2 separate regions of the Homo sapiens genome follow, and region 2 is linked to region 1. A link is an interaction called in ENCODE POLR2A ChIA-PET data of the cell type or tissue named here. Cell type or tissue: GM12878. All regions are shown on one strand. Each heading gives the region's core, and the rest is flanking DNA. Links, peaks and the distances in the headings are about the cores only.

The links. Peaks named below come from ENCODE experiments on the same cell type or tissue, not always from the same donor. Only the 100,000 strongest peaks of a DNase experiment are listed, where the experiment ranks them.
Region 2: POLR2A ChIA-PET joins it to region 1 with 5 read pairs; 4 of 35 experiments call an interaction of 5 or more read pairs at or near these places.

What each region holds. Positions count from the first base shown.
Region 1 is chr10:24,875,759-24,878,674 of GRCh38, reverse strand. The region is part of intron 3 of PRTFDC1 (phosphoribosyl transferase domain containing 1); the gene reads left to right. Among named protein-coding and RNA genes, the nearest start is that of PRTFDC1, 75 kb to the left of the region's middle. In GM12878, for the core only: no CTCF peak of the experiment used is centred there; no DNase peak of the experiment used is centred there.
Region 2 is chr10:24,700,287-24,703,202 of GRCh38, reverse strand. All of the region lies in intron 2 of ARHGAP21 (Rho GTPase activating protein 21), which reads left to right. Among named protein-coding and RNA genes, the nearest start is that of ARHGAP21, 22 kb to the left of the region's middle. In GM12878, for the core only: no CTCF peak of the experiment used is centred there; a DNase peak (open chromatin) is centred at 1,582; H3K4me3 peaks cover 603 bases.

The DNA.
Region 1 (2,916 bases), core at 180-2,679:
GTCTCCCCTGCTGCGCTATCTGGCGTGCTCTATGTAGTACCTAGAGCCCAGGTCACCTAATATTTCCAAAATGGTTTTTCCAAAGATGCATGACTAAAGGTCAGAGGTTTCCTTTTGTATTTAAGTAAATCCACACATCCTCTGCCACCAGCATTCCTACGGAGATGTTGATTTCTCCTGTCCATTTCAACTTATGCCTCTGACTTCACTGATGCAGCCAGATCCTGCACCCCTTGGTGTTCCTCTCCAGGGAGGACCCACTATGTGCTTCTTCCCTCCAGGAATACTGGTGAGGGTCAGGTGCTACACAAGAATGTTGTGCAGTCAGGCGAATCTAGGATTGAACTGGGCTCATTCGCTTACCAGCAGCACCTCTTTGGGAAAGTTTCTTTCTTTTTTTTTTTAATACAGTCTTGCTCTGTTGCCCAGGCTGGAGTGCAGTGGTGCAATCTTGGCTCACCACAACCTCCACCTCCCAGGTTCAAGCGATTCTCCCACCTCAGCCTCCTGAGTAGCTGGAATTGCAGGCACTCGCCACCACGCCAGGCTACTTTTTGTATTTTTAGTAGAGATGGGGTTTCACCAGGTTGGCCAGGCTGGTCTTAACCTCAAGTAATCCACCTGCCTCGGCCTCCCAAAGTGCTGGGATTACAGGCGTGAGCCACCACACCCAGCTCTCTTTGGGAAAGTTTCTTAAACTCTTATTGTCTCTGTTTCTTCATTTGCAAATTGGAGATCAAATAATACCTATTCTGGCCAGGCACAGTGGCTCATGCATGTAATCCCAGCACTTTGGGAGGCTGAGGCAGGCAGACTGCTTGAGGCCAGGAGTTCAAGACCAGCCTGACCAACATGGCGAAACGCCATCTCTACTAAAAATACAAAAATTAGCCCGTCATGGTGGCACATACCTGTAATCCCAGCTACTCAGGAGGGTGAAGTGGGAGAATCGCTTGAACTGGGGAGGTGGAGGTTGCAGTGAGCTGAAATTGTACCACTGCACTCCAGCCTGTGCAACAGAGCAAGACTCTGTCTCAAAAATAAAATAAAATGAAACTATTTCTGAGCTCTACTGAACATTAGTGAAACAGCTAAATCCATTTATATACAGAATCTTCTAGTGCATAGAAAAACCAACTTATTACATGAAGCTAGCATAACTTTGCTTTAAAAATACACAAAGGTAGCAAAAGAAAATAAAACAATGGACCAATCTGACTTATAATATTTTATTTGGGATTGTTCATCTATCTTCAAACCAGCGACGTTCATTAAAAACACACAAACATCAATCCAAGAAATATAGGATGATTTTGAACCATTAGAAAAATATCATGGTTAGGCCTGGTGGGATGGCTCACGGCCATAATCCCAACGATTGGGAGGCTGAGGCAGGAGGATCACTGTAGCCCAGTTGTTTGAGACCAGCTTGACCAAAATAGTGAGACCCAATCTCTACTGGAAAAAAAAAATTAGTCGGGCATGGTGGTATGTGCCTGATTAAGGAAGAGCACTGACTCAGCCTAATAGAGAAAGTGAACATCAAAATGCCTGTGGAGGGGACTATCACTGAGAAGTAGGGGGGTCGTGCCACAAATTCCTGAAAGGTTCAGGAGTAGGTTTTTAGAAGGTGGAGTAAGGAAGGAATGGAATAAAAACAACAAGGTTGGTTGAAAGCCTTTGAATGGAGAAGCTGAACCTCTAAGTTTCCTTCACCATCCCAGTGGGAAATAAAAGGCTTATTTTTCTGGAGTGTTTAAACCAGGGGAGCCCTAGACTCCAGTGTACCAGTGGAGGACTGAGTAGCCATTTCCTCAGGGGCTGAGTCGGGGGGCGGGGGGTTGGGGGAAAGAAGAAAAAGAAATTGGGAGACTGAGGTGGGAGGTTTGCTTGGGGCCAGGAGTTCGAGACCAGCCTGGGCAATACAGTGAGACTTCATCTCTATAAAAAAGTAAAATAAATAATAATAAATTTTTTTTTTGAGATGGAGTCTCGCTCTGTCACACAGGCTGGAGTACAGTGACATGACCTCGGCTCACTGCAACCTCCACCTTCCAGGTTCAAGCGATTCTCCTGCCTCAGCCTCCCGAGTAGCTGGGACTATAGGTGTGCACCAACATACCTGGCTAATTTTTGTATTTTTAGTAGACATGGGGTTTCACCATATTGGTCAGGCTGGGCTTGAACTCCTGACCTCGTGATCCGCCTGCCTCGGCCTCCCAAAGTGCTGGGATTACAGTTGTGAGCCACCGCCCTTGGCCATAAAATTTTTTAAAAAGAAATTAATCCTGTCTAGCATTTACTGAATGCTAAACATGTGCCAGGTTCTGTTCTAAATGTTCCACATGCATTAATTCAGTTAATCTTTGTACAATCTACCAGACAGGAAAAAAAAAATGTACAAAAGTAACCAAGACAGTTTTGGGTTTGTTGGGTTTTTTGTTTTGTTTTGTTTTGGTAGAAACGTTGGTCTCACTATGTTGCTCAGGCTGGTCTCAAACTCCTGGGCTCAAGCAATCCTCCTGCCTCAGCCTCCCAAAGTGCCTGCCTCTGCAGGCATGAGCCACCACCCTCAGCCTCAAGGCAATTTTTAAAAAGAACAAAAAGTAGACTTGCCCTATCAAGTATTAAAACATACTAAAAAGCTCTGATAAGTCCAGGCGTGGTGGCTTACACCTATAATCCTAGCACTTTGGGAAGCCAAGGCAGGAGGATTGCTGGCAGCCAGGAGTTCGAGGGTGCAATGAGCTATGATTACATCACTGCGCTCCAGCCTGGATGACAGAACAAGACCCTGTCTCTTAAAAAAAAAAAAAAAAAAAAAAAAACTATGAGAATTATAACAATATGATTTGGGTGTTGGAAATAGACAAGTTAGATTAATTAATTGGACATGTTAGATTAATTAATGTTGAA
Region 2 (2,916 bases), core at 301-2,800, 180 kb after region 1:
TTACTTAATTAAATCCTTCAAATTCAACTCCTGTTAATATATTGATACTGCCATTTTTTTTCACCCAGTGTGTCTAGTTTGTGTGTGGGTTTTACAAGTTGGAATATTATGTACACTTTTCCATTTTAGGACATCATTTTCAATGCCTATATAATATAGAGTGTAAAGTACAGTGTATAATATTATACACTATAATATAAACTATGTATTATGTGTGTGTGTATATATATTGAAACCATTTATCTGTTGAACATTTAAATTGCTTCCAGTGTTCTGCTCTTATAATGTGTGGTGAATATCTTTGTGTTTTAAACTGTTTCCTGTTCAGGATTATTTTCATAGGATACAGTCTTAGAGGTGAAATTACTGGGTCATAGTGACACTATTTTTAGGATATAACTTTAATAACAGCCTGGGCAATATAGTGAGACCTCATCTTTACAAAACAATTAGCTGAGTATAGTAGTGCACACCTGTAGTCCCAGATATTTGGGAGGCTGAGGTGGGGCAATTGCTTGAGCCGGGGAAGTGGAGGTTGCAGTGAACCGAGATTCTGCCACTGCACTCCAGCCTGGGTGACAGAGCAAGACCTTGTCTCAAAAAACCAAAAAACAAAAAACCAAAAAAAAAACCTTAAAACAATACATTTTTTGTATTCTGAAGATCTTAGAGAGGTGATTGTTCTTGGGCTTCTTGACAGATGAGTGAATTTTAAAAAGTTGTAGATTACAATACTGGTTATTCCCATACCACAATTAAGAATGGAGGTATTGGCCAGGCGTGGTGGCTCACGCCTGTAATCCTAGCACTTTGGGAGGCTGAGGCAGGCGGATCACGAGGTCAGGAGATCGAGACCATCCTGGCTAACACGGTGAAACCCCGTCTCTACTAAAAATACAAAAAAATTAGCCAGGCGTGATGGCGGGTGCCTGTAGTCCCAGCTACTCAGAAGGCTGAGGCAGGAGAATGGCGTGAACCCGGGAAATGGAACTTGCAGTGAGCCGAGATCGCGCCACTGCACTCCAGACTGGACGACAGAGCAAGACTCCGTCTCAAAAAAAAAAAAAAAAAAAAAGAACCGGAAGTATTTTCTCCCCCTCACCAAGGTGTGTGATAAATTTCAAATGTTCTAATCAGTGTTTAGAAATAGGGGTTGAATGTTTGGTAATAATGGAGCCAGATACAAGAAGTTGTGCATTAAGGTTTCATATATATGGCATATCACATAATCCCAGTTCTTGGTTTCCTTCAAGTCCAATGACAGCTGTTATTACACAGCCACATACATAGGGAACTCAGAAGGAATACTGGGGAGCATCAAGCATGGGAGATCCTGGCATTATCACTTCTGTAGATACTTGTATACAGCCTGCGGTCTGTTTTCAGCTCAGCATCGAGTATGATCATTTTAAACATCAGAACATGAACATGGTATTCTACCAGAGTCCACCAGAGGCTGCCCATATTAGCATAAAAGCCAAGGGCCTGAAGAGATTTTGTTCCCTTCTTTCATTATCTCCAGTACCCTGTTTCTACTTCCTTTTCAAACCCTAGTCATTCTTCTCTAACCACACTGGCCTCCTTTGCTGTTCATCTCAGGGCCTTTGCACTCACCGTTCCCACTTCCTGAAATACTTTCATTTCAGATCTCTGCATAGCCTGCTGCTTTGCTTTCTTTAGGGTTCTATTCACATGTTCCCTTCTCAGAGAAATGTTCTGTTCCAATTTAAGATATTACAAAGGGAAAAACAATCATGCCATTAAAGAAGGCACTTTTTTTTTTCTTTGAAAGAAGGTTGTAAAATGATTGGAAATTTTTATTATTTAATGGAAATCTCATTTTGTATAAGTCCATTTCAGGAAAGAAGAGCCGGAGGAATCCTAGATTGGATCCTTCGAACTGGAAACGACAAGGAGATACCCACACCAAAGAGGCCTCAAGCTTAGTGAAGTTCCCTCTCTCCCTGGGGAAACCAAATGGAAGAGGGAAAGAGAGGCTGCATAGAGCATTTTTTTTTTTAATTTTTACTGCTTTCTCCCTGAAGCTCCTTCCTCTTGTCTTCCTCCTCCGCTCCTCCTGTTTTGTTAAATTGTGTCCTAGTTCTCTGTTCCTTAGAGCTGTTAAAATCAGCAGCTGCTTCTAACACCAGTAGACGGAGGCTTTACGTTGATAAGCTAGGAAATTGGAAATAGGCCTTTTGACACTTAAGGTACCTTAAATTCTTGCTACTTTAAGTGTGGTCTATGAACTGACCAGCAGTATCTACACTCCGGGAAGCTTGTAAGAAATGCGGATGTTCTGGTCTCACTCTAGACTTTAGGGAATCAGAATTTGCAGTTTAACAAGATCGTCAGGTGATTCTTCCACACATTAAAGCTCTGCCTTCAATGGCCAAAAGAGAGTTAAAGGTTATTTTTGAGAGGTACTTAATTTGTTTTTCTTTAAATATTACTTTACATTGTATCATCCTTTTAAAAATTAGGACAAATGCAAAGTATTATGGTGTTACCACTTACCATATTATTTAAATAATTATGTAGAAAAATTCTAAGTGGCTAAATGGTACTTCTTTTTTGCAACCACTGGATAAGATCCTAAATTAATCCAGAATACCTAATCATAAAGAAAAGCCTCAATTTTTCATGTTTTATATTTCATTGTTAACATAAATGGAAAAATCGAAACCATCTTTAATTCTTATTATTTTAATCAGTTAGGGAGCCTGGAAATTGGACTTTAGGCTGAGAACTCCGAGGGTTTTGCCTTGCCTAGGTGTAATACTTTAAATTGGCTTTTTTCCTGGCTTGACCTCCAGGCCAGCCTCTCTGTAGCGTTGTGGGTGTGCTGTGTGAGTGCTCTCTCTGCACGTGCTTGCGGCGCACTTCCACACTCATCACCTTGTGTATAAGACATCA